Regions from separate parts of the Homo sapiens genome. Here all the other regions are linked to region 2. The links are chromatin contacts, found by Hi-C or POLR2A ChIA-PET in ENCODE. All regions are on one chromosome and are shown on one strand. Each heading gives the region's core, a stretch centred on a gene start or an enhancer-like site at or near the end of the contact. The rest is flanking DNA. Distances are from core to core; before and after follow the strand shown. Region 1 holds the start of LINC02789 (long intergenic non-protein coding RNA 2789). Region 2 overlaps NEK7 (NIMA related kinase 7). Region 3 overlaps LINC02789 (long intergenic non-protein coding RNA 2789). Region 4 holds the start of MIR181A1HG (MIR181A1 host gene). Region 5 has its middle 59 kb from the start of LINC02789.

Evidence for each region. A loop is a pair of places that touch in the nucleus more often than their neighbours do. ChIA-PET counts read pairs that join two places held with the same protein, here RNA polymerase II (POLR2A). Pooled maps may share reads with other maps.
Region 1: a map of mesothelial cell of epicardium shows a loop between it and region 2 (30-fold over the local background). The contact joins the promoter of LINC02789 here to the enhancer-like site in region 2. A Hi-C loop is called at or near these places in 1 of 168 maps with a recorded cell type or tissue (mesothelial cell of epicardium), 3 of 37 single-sample maps with no recorded cell type and 1 of 50 pooled maps.
Region 3: a pooled map shows a loop between it and region 2 (2.1-fold over the local background). The contact joins two enhancer-like sites. A Hi-C loop is called at or near these places in 2 of 37 single-sample maps with no recorded cell type and 4 of 50 pooled maps.
Region 4: a map of OCI-LY7 shows a loop between it and region 2 (4-fold over the local background). The contact joins the promoter of MIR181A1HG here to the enhancer-like site in region 2. A Hi-C loop is called at or near these places in 4 of 168 maps with a recorded cell type or tissue (CD4-positive, alpha-beta T cell, OCI-LY7, naive thymus-derived CD4-positive, alpha-beta T cell and 1 more), 14 of 37 single-sample maps with no recorded cell type and 6 of 50 pooled maps. POLR2A ChIA-PET finds 5 or more read pairs at or near these places in 1 of 52 experiments (activated CD4-positive, alpha-beta T cell).
Region 5: a loop to region 2 is called in a map with no recorded cell type, with 2.1 times the contacts of the local background. The contact joins two enhancer-like sites. A Hi-C loop is called at or near these places in 4 of 37 single-sample maps with no recorded cell type and 2 of 50 pooled maps.

The regions. Positions count from the first base shown.
Region 1 is chr1:199,147,125-199,150,171 of GRCh38, reverse strand. It overlaps LINC02789 (long intergenic non-protein coding RNA 2789), which reads right to left and starts at 1,574. Exons shown (of 4, transcript NR_147896.1): 1 at 1,435-1,574. The region is part of intron 1 of LOC107985243 (a long non-coding RNA gene); the gene reads left to right.
Region 2 is chr1:198,173,024-198,175,964 of GRCh38, reverse strand. The region is part of intron 1 of NEK7 (NIMA related kinase 7); the gene reads right to left. Among named protein-coding and RNA genes, the nearest start is that of NEK7, 17 kb to the right of the region's middle. RefSeq lists a silencer at 1-40. Within about 2 kb of position 1,549, at least 4 of the 41 ENCODE cell types and tissues checked have a DNase peak (open chromatin) inside an H3K27ac peak, as active enhancers do; they include CD4-positive, alpha-beta T cell and natural killer cell, where a contact is called at or near this core.
Region 3 is chr1:199,171,184-199,174,039 of GRCh38, reverse strand. The region is part of intron 3 of LINC02789 (long intergenic non-protein coding RNA 2789); the gene reads right to left. The region is part of intron 1 of LOC107985243 (a long non-coding RNA gene); the gene reads left to right. Among named protein-coding and RNA genes, the nearest start is that of LINC02789, 24 kb to the right of the region's middle. RefSeq lists an enhancer at 445-494. Within about 2 kb of position 1,584, at least 4 of the 41 ENCODE cell types and tissues checked have a DNase peak (open chromatin) inside an H3K27ac peak, as active enhancers do.
Region 4 is chr1:198,935,793-198,938,817 of GRCh38, reverse strand. It overlaps MIR181A1HG (MIR181A1 host gene), which reads left to right and starts at 1,389. Exons shown (of 3, transcript NR_040073.1): 1 at 1,389-1,592. RefSeq lists enhancers at 1,089-1,138, 1,539-1,598.
Region 5 is chr1:199,088,560-199,091,427 of GRCh38, reverse strand. No RefSeq gene overlaps it. Among named protein-coding and RNA genes, the nearest start is that of LINC02789, 59 kb to the left of the region's middle. RefSeq lists an enhancer at 1,787-1,836. Within about 2 kb of position 1,472, at least 3 of the 41 ENCODE cell types and tissues checked have a DNase peak (open chromatin) inside an H3K27ac peak, as active enhancers do.

The DNA of each region.
Region 1 (3,047 bases), core at 325-2,824, 970 kb before region 2:
ATATAATATTAATAGCCCTATTAATGTGCATTGAATGCATGCTGAAATGCTAACTAGCCTATCAAGTCCACCACAGCATCATTGAAATAGTTATGAATTAACTCAGACTTTCAATCTTATATGCTTGTATCTGTATTCTTAATGCTTGCCTTTTAGTAAATTTTATAGGAAATAATATAACCTCCATTTCATACTAATATGGACTCTACTTTCATAGGAGTTATCTACTGTCCTTGATGAATATCCATAATGCACAATGTTAAAATGAGAAAGCTATAATTGGTAAATAGGTCAATAAGTGCACAGTTCAGAAGACAGCCATATCATGCTGTTATTTGTTCTCATCTCTCCCATAATGAGGATGTTCGCATTGCATGTTAAAAGTTGCTTCTGTGAAAAGCAATATTTGAATCATATACAAAGCTGTTGGACCAGGATGACAGGGTTCTTAACAAGAAAGGATAGAGCAAGTACTAGTCAACCCCAATGTGTCTATTGTAATAAATTCAAAAGGAAGAGCTAATCTGAGCAATGGATATGAAATAGGAAGCGTATACATCTGAGAGGAAAATATGTGAGGGATGATCGCAAAATGATTCATGACCTTAAAACTATTGTGGTGCCATGATAGACAGAAATTAACTCTCCATTTCACAGTAAAACCAAATAATTAACTCTCTCCTAATGAATGCCTTTTGGGATCCTTTCTGCAAGATCTCATCTGAAAGTCTTCTGTAAATAGCTGACATATCCAGCAATAGAGGAGCCAGCAAATACTGTGTTTTTAGAGAGAAAAAAAAATTTTTAAAGCAATTGCTAGATATTACAAAACTGATTTACCATCATCTAGTGGGTTCTTAGATTTAATTAAGTTTAATTAGATTTAGTTAGATGAATTAGATGCATCTAGACTCAGTTTACCTGATCTCGACCTAAAAGCAACATTTTGCCACTTCATTTGCATAGGGAAGAAGAAAATCTCATATAAGTCAACATTCAAACTCACCACAATAATGAGCCTCAATATTTGGACCTAAAATGGCTAGCACTTTTACACTTCATAATCACGGAAATGTGTTATGTTAAAGCAGTAGGAAGGAATCCCCTTTTGTGTGGAATTCACCATAGTAAAACCAACAAACAGAAATAGACTATGGATTTGTTTGTTTTATAAAGCAAGTTTTGTTCATTCTGCTGTTAAATACTGAGAGCAGAGCCTTTTTGCTGCTAAAGGAAAAGAATCTAAGCATTATTGTTTACCCTGTAAAAAGTGTTACATGCTGTCAGAAAAGATCAATCCTTTCCTCCAGTATCTTTTTCTTTTCTAAAAGTCTTCCCCTGTACTGCCATGAACTGCTACAATGTTAACAGAATTAGAAGTTTATGTCTGTTCTAGTCTGCAAAATAAAATGCACAAATGCAAACCAAACTTACCTTCCATTAACGTTTTCAATTTTGAATATGTTTTCATTTATTCTAGTCTCTTGAAGTTAAATCATTTCCTTTATATGTAAGAAATTTGCTAATCATTCATGGGTATTGTTTTCTCTAGGTTATTTGGTTTCCTATGTATCAATTAGGACCCAGCCCAATTCCAAGTATATATAGCCAGAAAGATCATACCATCTCTACAATAAAATCCTAGTTAAGTCTTTGATTTTTAAAAATGCATACTTATTTTACACATTTATTTTTTAAAATTAAAAAATCTGCTTCCAAATTATGTATTATCAAAGAGTATACTATATAAAAATCTTAAGTTTAAATTAAACATAACTTTTAAAATTTATTAATTAAAGATAAAGGTGGTCTTTTTCTAATTTATGAAAGAATTCTACATCTAAGACTAGTTATGTTATCTTTCATTCCGATAACAAATGTTTTTCAGAATTACAGAATTTTTTAAATTTTATAAAATAGAATAATGTAGTGTGAAATAAACGTGCCAAATGTGACTTTTTTAACTTCTGCATTGTCTGACAGCCTATAGAGTTACAGGAAATGTTTTATGTCATTATTATAGCTTTGTTCTAATTAAATCCATATAATCTTCACTTTTTGAGTTTAATCAAAGTAATATATGCATTTAATTTATGCCCAAAAAGCCCATAATAAAAAGTAGTTACCCCTACTCTCTGAGTCCCAATCATTCCAATCCCCAGGTACAACCACTTTCTTTGGGATATTTGTTCAACTATACCTCCATGTTTATGAAATATATGATTGTTGCTTTTTGATATATTAATTTTTGACACCATGCATGCACTTCCTATAACTGTAAGATTACATTATGTTCTTATCCGTATTCTATATTGCCATTATTTTTACTATGTAATATTATTCTATTTTATTTTTTAAAAATAGAAACATGGTTTTGCTATGTTGCCCAGGTTGGTCTAGAATTCCTGGGCTCAAGTGATTCCCCTCCCCCTCCCAAAGTGTTGGGATTAAGTTGTAAGCCACTGCACCCAGTGGCTAGTAGAGAATAGTAGTACTAGTATTCTCTACTAGTAGAGAATACTAGTACCATTCTCTTCTAACACCAATAATATACCACAATTCCCTTTTGTGTACTTTTTAGTTTGTTGTATTTAATAATTATCTAATTTTTTCAATTTCATTGTTTTCTCTTGAAGTGTTACTAAGTTGTTCCATATCTTTAATAACAGTTAGTGGACCAGATTTTGTTCGAAAACTGTCATTCAGAAGTGCTTAATGCACCTACTCCAATCTGGACTGAGTACAAATGCTTCTCTCATTGCTTTGAGGATATTAACTTAGCAGCACATTAAGGGATGGTTGGTAGGAGCAATCTCTTTTGGGTACAGATAATAAGGGGTTTATTGTAGAACGTTTTAGAATAAAGAACGTTTTAGAATAATACTAGAGTTGACCAAATATCAGTTTTCATTTTTATCATCACCATGCATCAGTAAATTCTAAACAAAGTCAACTATAAAATATTCTTCACTGCCAGGGCCAATTGCTTCAACCACCGTGTTTCTGCCTATTATATGTTACTTTATTAATTACAGTTCTTTCACACT
Region 2 (2,941 bases), core at 300-2,799:
CAGAGCAAGGTCTCACATCATTATCTCTGAAACAACAAATCAAATCAGGGCACTTTCTACTGTAAAAGAATGGCTGGAAGAACAGTTCTCAAGAGTTTTAAGCAGCACACAAATGCAAGATAGTATTATTTCTTCTGCTTATCTTTACCGAAGAGTTTCCCTACAAGCATGTGAAAGACAAATGATACTTATTCGGCCCTTTTAAAGTATGTCCAAAAAGCTTTTGATAGACTTTGTATTTGTTTAGGTTAACTGTGGACACAGAATGCTATTACAAATTCCCCTCATGTTTTTATATGTCATTCAGTTAGTCACATAGCAACAACTAAAGTCTGGCAAAAGCACATGCTCACTAAGCTAATCATTCAGCTGTAATACTAGAAAAATCATGACAACCAAACTGATTTAAAGAGCTAAGATAAATAGCTTGGCCCCATCTTCAAAACCAGATTTAAAAAACATTCTACTGAATTCCTTGTACTAAATAATTCATAGTATGAATTTTATCATAACGAAGTTGATAAGGCCTTATGGAATACAGGCTAGTACTTGGAAATACTTTCATTAGTATGAATTATTTATGGTAAGGTCATTTGTTTTTAAAAGCCTTTGGTCTGTAACAAGTACTCAATAACAGAAAAATCACACACAAAAAATGAAAAACACATTTAAATAAAAGAAAAATTTAATGGAATTTTCAAAATTAACACATGGTTTTACATTTAATCCTTATAGAAAGACTTATCAACTGCTCATATTTATTCATTTAACAAATATTTTTTGCATACCTACTCTATTACAGACACTGTTCTATGCATTGATTATTCCTGAACTTTCAAAATCCTCTCTTATTTACATACTACAGTTTACAATAAACCATAAAGTAGTTTTAAAAGCTTTCCTAACAGGCACGGTACAGTGCCTCATGCCTGTAATCCTAGAACTTTGGGAAGCCACGGTGGGAGGCTCACTTGAGTCTCAGAGTTTGAGACCAGCCTAAACAACACAATGAGACCCCCATCTGTACAAAAAATTAAAATATTAGCCCAGTAAGGTGGTTCACACCTGTGGTCCTAGCTACTTGGTCAGTAAGGTGGGAGGATCACTTGAGCCCAGGAGGTTGAGGCTGCAGTGAGCCATGATCCTGCCACAATGCTCCAGCCTGGGTGACAGAGCAAGACCCTGTCCCCCCCCAAAAAAAACAACAAAAAACAAAAACAAAAAAAAACACAATGCTTTCCTATCCATTATTCCTCTTGATGCTGCTGAAAACTGGACAAGGAAACTGAGGCCCTGATCTCAGTGGTAAAGCAATGACTGACTCTAGCTCAGGTCTTCTGATGTCCTCTGCAATGAACTTTTTCACTAAGCCCCACTTAGGCCCTGACTGCATTCTTAGGACCTGAGTTAGTCATAACAAGAGTCTATTTAATGTATAATTAGGTTAGTAGGACACAATCGATGTTTAGCAACAGAAATTTAGTCTGTTACTTTACTTCTTGGAAAACTCACTGCCTTCCTCCCCCTCCTACCCACCTCCCCACGTACACAAGAAACGAAGCATAATACTTGTACCTTTGAGATTTTTTTTTTTACCAAGCATAAACGTCAATGCAAATTAAGATTTCAAAAACGTAAAATTAAGAAAGGAAGGAAAAAAGGAAGTATATAAAAGCCACTGCCTCATAAATATAAAACTATCCTTGTACTTAATAACAAGATGTTTCAATGTACTTACAAGGTAAATCAAAGTTATATTTTACATTTTAAAATTTACCTCTGGGAAACTAAATTTAATTGGTTATATATTTTTATATCTCAGAACTGAACTATGCTTTGAATGGATGGTGCAAAGTTAACCTAGGCAGCTGCTAAGCAAGCTTTCTCACCAAACTCTGCCAAATTATTTCAATTCTGACCTGCACTATCTTGCAATTTCTCTCTTGCTCTTTTGAGCACAGACTATAAAATCATGCCAAACTCTGTGTGAATGTCTTTTAACAAACATAAACATATACTAGAAACAAATGTACTTTCTCTGGCACACTTACATGTAAAACTATGACTTTATGGAAATACTATCCAAAGAATAAGAAAAATTAAAAGCAGGAATAACATAATGTTATGCTGATAAAGCTATCTACGATGTTCTATAAAAAAAACTTTAATTATAAAGTTTTTTATATAAAAATATGACCAAATAAATGAAAATCTAATTAATACTGACTATAGGCTTTCAAAATGAAATTATATAATTGACAGCAGTTAAATTTTGTTTTCAGAAACCTGAATCTGTGAAAATCCATATTCCAACTAAAGAATGCTAAAGTGTCATAAAGATGGTCTATACTAAGAGGCTTTAAAAACAGATTTATTAAGAATGGAAATGATATTATTTTATGTTGACAAGAAAAATACCTCACATATTATACTTAAGTCAGGCAGCAAATAACAAGTTAAATTTTACTTTCCTCCAGTATTCATTGGGCATTTATTTACCTTTCAAAAAAGCTGTCCTTTTTTTTTTTTTTTTTAAAAGACAGAGTCTCACTTTGACTCCCAGGCCAGAGTATAGTGGCACAATCATAGCTCACTATAACCTCAAACTCCTTTGCTCAAGCAATCCTCCCAGCTCAGCCTCCCAAGAAGCTGGGACTACAGGCACATACCATGACACCTAGCTAATTTTTTAATTTTTTGTAGAGACAGGGTCTCCCTATGTTGCTCATGCTGGTCTTGAACTCCCAGTCTCAAGCAATCCTCCCACTTCGGCCTCCCAAAGTGGTAGAATTATAGACATGAGCCACCACATCCGAAAAACTGCACTTTTAAGTGGGAAAGAATGGACAAGGCCCCCAACACACCTTCTTTAGACAGACTCCTCTGCTGCTATATATCAGTCTCTCTACTGATGACACCAGAGCTCTACTCCAGGCCAGAC
Region 3 (2,856 bases), core at 335-2,834, 1.0 Mb before region 2:
AGCCTATTTCCATAAAGGGTAAATTCACACAGGTTCTAGTAAATTCTGGGGAGACACCATTCAACCCAATATACCTCTTTGGTAGGTCTTTTGGAAACTGAGCTCATGTCCCAGCACTTGCAAATATGAAAGGAGCAGGAAAGGAGCTAACCAACAAGAGGACAATGCTAAGACTTTTTGTCATGACAAGACCCAATGTCTATCCCAAGCTTTATGGAAATAACATTGAAAATTATTATCATATTTTACTGTATTAAAGGAACTAGATTGTATCTTGTTTTGTTAGAGAACCACTTGAACACATTTTATGTTTCTCTTCCCAGTGCTGGCTTTCACTTTGAATGCTTTAAAAGTGTCTGACTTCACACTCTGAACAGAGCTACTGGGAGTGTTTTAGATGCTACAGAGTGACCTACTTTAGATTATCTAAACTTGAGGTGTGAGAAAAAAATTAAAATCAATTTTGGTAACTAAAAGGAGGAAGTAGAGGTATAGAAGATCACAGAAAGCTGTTAGTTGCACTTTCATGCTGACAGTCTGTGGGAAGATCCAAAGAACCATCTGTTTGTAAAGTCTCTAGGCATGTTTTAACAGTCATGCATACAGGCAGCCTTAGATAATCACCACAAAAAAAGATTCTATCACACTGACATCATTTAGGAGTACTAATGGTATTTGAAATCATATAAGAATAGGCTTAAAAATGAAAGGTACACATAGTCATGTCTAAAGTACTATACCAAATTGTTTTTTGAAGTCTGTTATGAACATACTATTTGAATACATTTTTGATGTTTTATTATGCCCTATCATCTTCATCTACTTTTATGGTTAGCTTTTTATGGTTCAATTCCATTCTGTCTCCTACTAGAGCTTTTATTAGTCATGAGAGATGAGGCTATACTAAAAGAACAACCTCAAAAATCTCTATAGCATAAAACAAAAGATTTTGTTTGTACTCCTGCAAAGTTCCGTTAGTGGGTATTCTCCTTCATTTGGTGTGTTGGGGTAGCCTTAAGGATGGCCCTACAGTCATCCCTGACTCCTTGTATTCATCCCCTCTATATCTCCTTGACTCATCTTGTATTCTTGGATATGGACTGGACTTATTGACTCACTGCTAATGATTAAATACTCAGAAATAATAGGTTGCACTTCCAGTAGTAGGTTATAAAATGACTGTGGTTTTCATCTTGAGAACACTTTCACACTTTCTCCTGAATCACTTACTTCAAGGAAAGTCACCTGCTGTGTTAGAAGGGAATCCTGTAGAGAGGTACTGGTTGCAAGGGACCAAGGCCTGCCAGCAAACCTAAGTGAGCTTGGAGGTAGGTACTCCCTCACCACAGTTGAGCCTTCGGAGGAGACTAGAGTCCCAGAAAACAGCTTTGCAGTAACCTTATGCAAGAATTTGAGCCACAGGCCCCTAGGTAAACTATGCTACGGTTCTTAACCCACAAAATCTGTAAGATGATAAACATCTGTTTGGGAGTAGTTTGTTACACAGCAATAGATAGGTAATATGTCTGGTAGCTTGGGAATCCAGGGGCTTTCCACTTTGTGATTCAACCATAGCAACATGAGACTTCAAATTTGCCCTCGTGTGGAAAAGAGATCTTGGAAAATCCACTCTTGAATTGACACACATCATTTGCACTTACAGTCCATTGGCTAGAACTAGTCATGTGGCTCAAACCTAACCTCAGGGAGGCTGGGAGAAATAAAGGAGGGCATGTAATTCTCTGTGGATATCACTCTCATTATCACATTTGCTCCATCCCTTGTCAGACATTAAATCAACAAACACTTTGAAAATTGCAATGTTAAAAAAAAAAAAAGAAAGAAAAAACATTTCTCAATCCTGTCACCTCATTAAGTTAAAATCCCTAGTTATTCCCTTTATTGCAGTGCTGCTCCTCATAAGAGACAAGTCCAGACAATCTTTCTCTCCTTGCTCTATCTCTATACGCTGCTGAATCCTATGGACTGGACTTATCTGACTTCTACCTTCAAATCTAAAGAATATGATTGTTGAAGATTTACAAGACTTTTTATATTTAAAAAATGAAAAATCTTTTCTGAAGCCCTCATCCTTGACCTCTGAGGCTCTTAATGCAAAATTTATACCAATCTTGTTAGAATTTGTATTCCCTTTCAATTTTTGTGATATATTTTATTATTTCAGTCATTGGAGGAGTCATGCTGGTGACCATTCTATTAATAAATGCAGCATCACCTCCCATTCTTCTCCAATTATATTGGTTTTACTTATTTGGCACAAATATAAGCAGGAAAGGGGAAAAGTTACTTAACATGTCTTTAAAGCATATTTGAGTTATTTTACTTCCCTGATTTCCTGTCTATCAGATTCTAGGATTACTTGGAGTAACAGTAAAATTATCGTTCAATTATTAATATATTGTATCACAAACTATTAAATAGTAAGATAGATTTTTTCTTTTTTTCCTACTTTCCCAAATTTTCCAGTGATGATAATGAAAATAAGCTGGCATCATATTCCAAGAAACAGTGAAAGGTAATTAAACAATGACCTAAGAAAACTATCGGGGAAAGCACCTATTATTTGTCATAAAGATATGTGTTAGATTTACATAAACATATTTTATTATTTAATAATTACAGAATGTTTAATTGGTATATATCATGTGTTTAACATATCTGTTAAAATTGGTTTATTGAATCCAATTTGGTTTGTGTAAGTCTGAGGAAAAGAGTTCTGAAGGGGTATGCTAAGATATCTCCTATAAAAATGTTTCTGATATGACCTTTATATTTTTTCTTTTTCACTTTTTGTTATTCCTCTTGTCCCCTTTAGTATAGGGGCTCCCAAATGTT
Region 4 (3,025 bases), core at 140-2,639, 760 kb before region 2:
ACCAGCTACCATCTACATAATACTGAGTAGTATACACCTCATTTCCTCATCAATGAAATCAGCAAAATAGAATAATTGACTCATTAACAGTTGTGAGAACTGAATGAGGGGCTCTAAAGGGTTTTGCACATTACTTGCCATACAGTAGGAAGGAACCTATAAGTGACAACCATCATTATTTGGAAGGACACATACCTAGTTGGAAAAAGTAGGTATGGAATCAGCCACTTGGGTTCAAATCCAGGCACTACCATGGTAGTAAAACATTTGAGTCTGTTTTTGCCGAGGAGAAATGAAAGTAGTCAAACTTATTCTATGGGTTGTACAATTATTGAATTAAATGAGAAGGTAACTGGCTCTTAGTAGGTACGTAAGACAGAGCAAACTAGTATTTATTTCAATGTTTCCTTCATTTATTTTGCATAACACGGTGGATCAGTGTTATGAAGAGAGTCACTACTGTCAGAGGCTACATTCCTCACCTTTAACATAGGGAATGTGAGACTTGATGACTTCTAAGGTAGTTTACAGCCTCTAAATCTTTACAAACACATTTAAGTATTTTTAAGGAATTGGGTGAATTAAAGAATCCTAGCAAAACTAAAAATACCTTCTGACTGGCAGTTTCTGGACATTCTGCCTTACATAAAGTGGTAAATTAAAGAGTGACTTTGATGGAGAAATATATTTCTTCTTTATCCCTTCTTAGTTAAAGCCCCTTATTTGATTTGTTTTGATATTGTTGCCTTTTATTATTTCCCAGAGTTATTTCTAGCCCTCCTTTCTCCAAAATGTAATAATTACTCAAAAGTTAATTCTGTTGTTGGTGTCACTAATGGACAATTTAGTTTATTAGTTTAGAACTACAATAAAGTCTCTGTAAATGTAAAAATAAAATTTGAAAATGCGTCATTGAAAATAATTGATTTTGTGCTTCAAAACATGACAGTTCTGCAAAGGAATATGATGATAATTTACTTTCTGTCACTTCCAAGGTTAACTGAAGGGAGAAAAAAATACAAAAAACATTTTTTCTGACAGGCAAACAGGCAAATTATAGACAAAACTGCAGGGCAGGGGGATAAAAAGAAAAAAGAAATCTTAAAAAAGCTGAGCTTCCAATCACCTCCCACCAGTCTCTGTGAAGGATGACTTCAGTCCCTTTCTTAACTAATTCTGTCACTGTAAAATCCTACAGTCATTCTTCCACACATAGAGGACAAATAAGCTCAAGAGGAGGATCTAGATGCTTTCAGTTTTAACTATTCACCAATGGTGGAAAAGGCAGAATGCCTAAGCTATGTCTTTGTGGCCAATAGGATAGCTCTGTATCTCTCACATGACTCACTGCCCCTGTCTTTCACATGGGCTGTAATTTAGTTCAATTCAGAACTGCAGATAGTACAGCTTCCACAGGAGCAAGGGATGTCTGAGCACAAGTGGCTGAGTTCCGAGTGACTTTATGAAGCACTTTCTACCTTCCTCTCCGGCATGAAAACAGGGATTCTGCACCTGCATCATGGACAGTCTGGCAAAAGCCTCTGCTCTGCCTCCGGGGACAAGAAACTAGAGCAAATAACCGTTTTGAAATTGTAAGTATACCTTTCTTTCCGTCAAGTGTACTGATTAAAATAGTTTTATGTCATAAACATCCAATATTTGAAGATTTCTTAAGGGTACTCTTTCATGTGTATATTGAAGGTTATTCAGCTGGCAGGAAAATATTCCAGGGACAATTGTTGCATACTTTATTCTGTTGAGGATAAAGAATTAAAAATAAAAGTCAGGCATTCCAAAGAGTAGCTGTAGGAGGCTGTGCGCTGGAACATCGCTCTAGTGTGCTGCTTTGTTCATAAGAAAAAATGAAGGCACACGCATATGTACTTAGTTCACTTCTTTTTGCTCTTTATGTCTAATCAGATTTGCTCTGTCCCCAAGAAAAATAAAAGACAAACTTTGCTGACTCCACTGACAAGGGCACCATAGACTTTCCAGACATCTGACAGTTATTATAATTAGCTATGAAAGACTGCAAAGACACTTGGGGGCAAATAGCTCTTAAATTCTGAACAATGGCTTCAAGCCAGGGCTTTATATGTTTTTTTAACCACCACTTTTAATTTTATAATAAGGATAGAGACTGAACTGGTTTCGGTGTTGTAGTCCACACAATGTGAAATAAAGTCCCAGCAGAAGTGAAGGCGACTGAAAGTGGCCAGTGTAAAGACAGAAGGAAAAGACAGCTTTCTGTCTTAGGATCTAGCCTTCCATGTATAAAGATTTTTTTTTTTTTTGAAATTCCTAATAGGGTGGAGTGAGGATGTGGGGGTGGGGAGGAAGCATGCGGAAGCTTCTTTATAGAAGAATGCTTGAAGAATAAAATAATTTGGCATTTCTTCTTTCTAGCAAGCAAAAGATATGATTAGCATCTAAGTTCCTTACATTCATAGTGAGGTTTTTTGATGGAGTTCAAACAGAAGCAACATACAATGCAGTTTTTAAATTTATAAAATAATTGGAAACAAATGGATAGAATGTTCCTGCATTACTGCTTTCTTTTTATATTCAGCTACAGTAATCTAGCAATACATTATGCCTTTACTTTTAGAATTATCCACATCCTTAAAAAGTTATAAGCTAAGTCTTATAAGAAATTAAAAGGCAAATCACACCAGTGTGATTATGACTGATGAAGATTTTGAATGACAAAGCCTCCAACAAAAAGAGTTTGTGAAAAACATTGTCCTCCTCATTTTTAAAAGAGAATATTAACTCCATCAATTATTGAAAGGAATTATTCAAAGGCTCCAGACATAACTAATTATGGCTTAAAGAGAGCTGCCAGAGCAGAGCCTGTGTTCTAATTATAAAAGTCCAAGACGTTAGGATTCATTTTCTTAAGGAGGGCTTGAAAATAAATACAAATTTTCACATAATCTTATAAAAATACACCATTTTTTTTCTTTGTCTGCTCTCATGTTATCTACACCTCCCCCACCGCCGCCCACTGTGTGCTGAGACACCT
Region 5 (2,868 bases), core at 223-2,722, 920 kb before region 2:
TGGTCCATTTTACAGAGTGCTGATTGGTCCATTTTACAGAGCACTGATTGGTCCATTTTACAGGGTGCTGATTGGTCCATTTTAGAGGGTGTTGACTGGTCCATTTTACAAACCTCTAGCTAGCTACAGAGCGCCAATGGGTACATTTTTACAGAGAACTAATTGGTGCATTTTACAAACCTCTAGCTAGCTACAGAGTGCTGATTAGTGCGTTTTTACAGAGCACTGATGGATGCATTTTACAAACCTCTAGCTACAGAAAAGTTCTCCAAGTCCCCACTTGACCCAGGAAGTCCAGCTGGCTTCACCTCTCAATAACTCCTACTTCTGTTTGGAACTCATCTCTGGAATCATCTGGCTTCAGAGTCCAACCAGAGTCAATAGTTATGAATATACCCTTGGTTATTCTGTTCCACACTCATCATACTCTCTTGCATGATCCAGGCCTGGATTTAATATCCAGTCATTTAGTATCTTCCCAAACTTGGACTACTTATTGAACTTTATCATGTGTAAAATGGGGCAATGTATCATGTGTAAAATGGGGCAATGTTATCAGCCTCACTGGATTATTTTACAGATTAAAAGAGAACAAATATAGGGAGTTAAGAACTAACTCTTGAACATGATAAGTGCTCAGTGTATTTTGATCTTTTTCCTTATGTTAATCAAATAACACCTGTCACTGCAGGCTTCATGAGAGTTGGTCTGTTTCTACAAATTATTTTTTATATCTTTTCAATATGTACTTCTTTGTTTTCCCACCATGATAGCACACTGCTGATGTTAAAAATATCACTGAGAACCAATTGATAAATATCAGAGCATTACCTCCCCACAAAAGGGTAATTCAGAGTTTGTAAACGATGACATTAATGGAAAATGCCACTTCAATTACAATTTTTTCTTTTCTGCTTTTTTTTTTTGGAGGGACTTGTTAAGAAAAATTATTCTAAGTTTTAATATTTCAAATTACATAGGATATTACATAGTTTAATCAAATTACATCTTTGCACATCTTGATTGATTCATTCATTTTGAAATATTACTTTAAAATCATGAAAATACAATAATAATTCTCATTCCAGTTTCTTTGATATTTTATCAAAACCAATATCCGTCATCAGTTTGTGGCAATATTTGATTTTTTTATCATGATTTAGTTCTTCTATTTTTAAGAATACATTTATTCTATCATCACATCACATTGTCAGAAGTCTCATAAGAAACATTGTTGAGAACTGTGTGACCAAGTACTTCTTTTAGGGTGTAATTCTTTCAAAGCAAGCTCTAGATTTTAACATAGTTGAATTAGTAGTATTTTTTGGCAATTTAATATGGAGGTATAAGATATTTGCACAAACTTACATATTTCTTAGAGGCTCCCTTCAATGAATGTTTTGAAACCAAACACGTGTATAACATCACCTAAACCAAGAAAGAGGATGTGGCCAGTATGTCGGAAAACCCCACTTATGCCAACTCCAGTTACTATTCTCCACCCCACAGTTGACACCCACTTCTAAAACCAGAGATGTTGCATATCTCTCACCTTTATCAAAATAAAATTTATCATTGACTAATTTTATTAATTTTAATTGATTTCATTAAAACAAAATGATACTGTATCTATTTAGTTGTGTGTGACTTCCTGTTCAACGTCTTGCTTGGCAAATTTAGAACTGTTTTTGCACACAGTTGTAATCAGTTCCTTCTTACTGACATATGGTATTTCACTAGAATTATGAACATACCAGTACAGGAGTTTTGGTAAACATGTGTATGCATTTCTATTGGGTATATCCTTAGAATTTGAATTGCTAGGCTGTAAGGTATGCATACATTTAGCTTTAGAGGACACTGCCAAAGAGCTTTCTATGAGGTTGTACTAAACTATACTAAACTATGTCTCACACCAACAGTATATGAAACTTGCAGTTGCTACAGATCCTCACCAACACCTGGTATTGTCTGTCTTCTCATGTTAACAATTCCAGTGAGGAAGTAGAGGTATCACATTGTGGTTTTTTAACTTGCATTTTGTCAATGAGTAATAAATATGAGTAACTTTTTCTATATTTATTGACCATTTTAATGTATTTTATGTGAATTGTTTAAGTATTTTGTGCATTTTACTATTCGATTTTCTATCCTTTCCTTATTAGTTTGCAGGTGTTCTTTACAGAGTCTAGATATGATTTTTTGTGTGGGGGGTAAATTTTTTGTAGATATACTCCTTCTTTATTTATTTAATGTTATCATTTGATGAACAGAGCTATTGATTTATCTTTTTGCTTTAGTTTAAAACTATTTGTGTTCTGTTTCTGAAATCTTGGACTACTCTAAAATCATGAAGATGATTGCCCATGTTTTCATCTAAAGCCATTATTGTTTTACCTTAACCACATAGACCACAGTCATTTTTAATTGATTTTTGTGACTTGGGTGAGCAGAAATTAAGATACTTATTTTTCTCAAATAAGTAATCCATTGATGCAGCACCTTTATTGGAAAAACTACACGTTGCCCACTGCACAGCAGTGTTACTTTTGTGATAAATTAGGTTGGCGTATATATGGGTAAAACTGTTTCTTAGTGAGTATATGAAGCACATATAGAAAACTAAAGAGAATAGTATAATTATCCCATACTATCCATCACACAGCTTCAATAATTATCAGTTCATGGACACTTTTCATATACTAGCACTCACTTCTTTCCGCAATTCCAAAGATTATATTATTTATCCATTAGTATTTCAGTATATCTTTCTGAAAGATAAGGTCTTTTTTCTAACATTCTGAAATATTATATTATCACACCTAAAAACTAACATTCACTTAATATCACCAAATGCCCACTTATTGT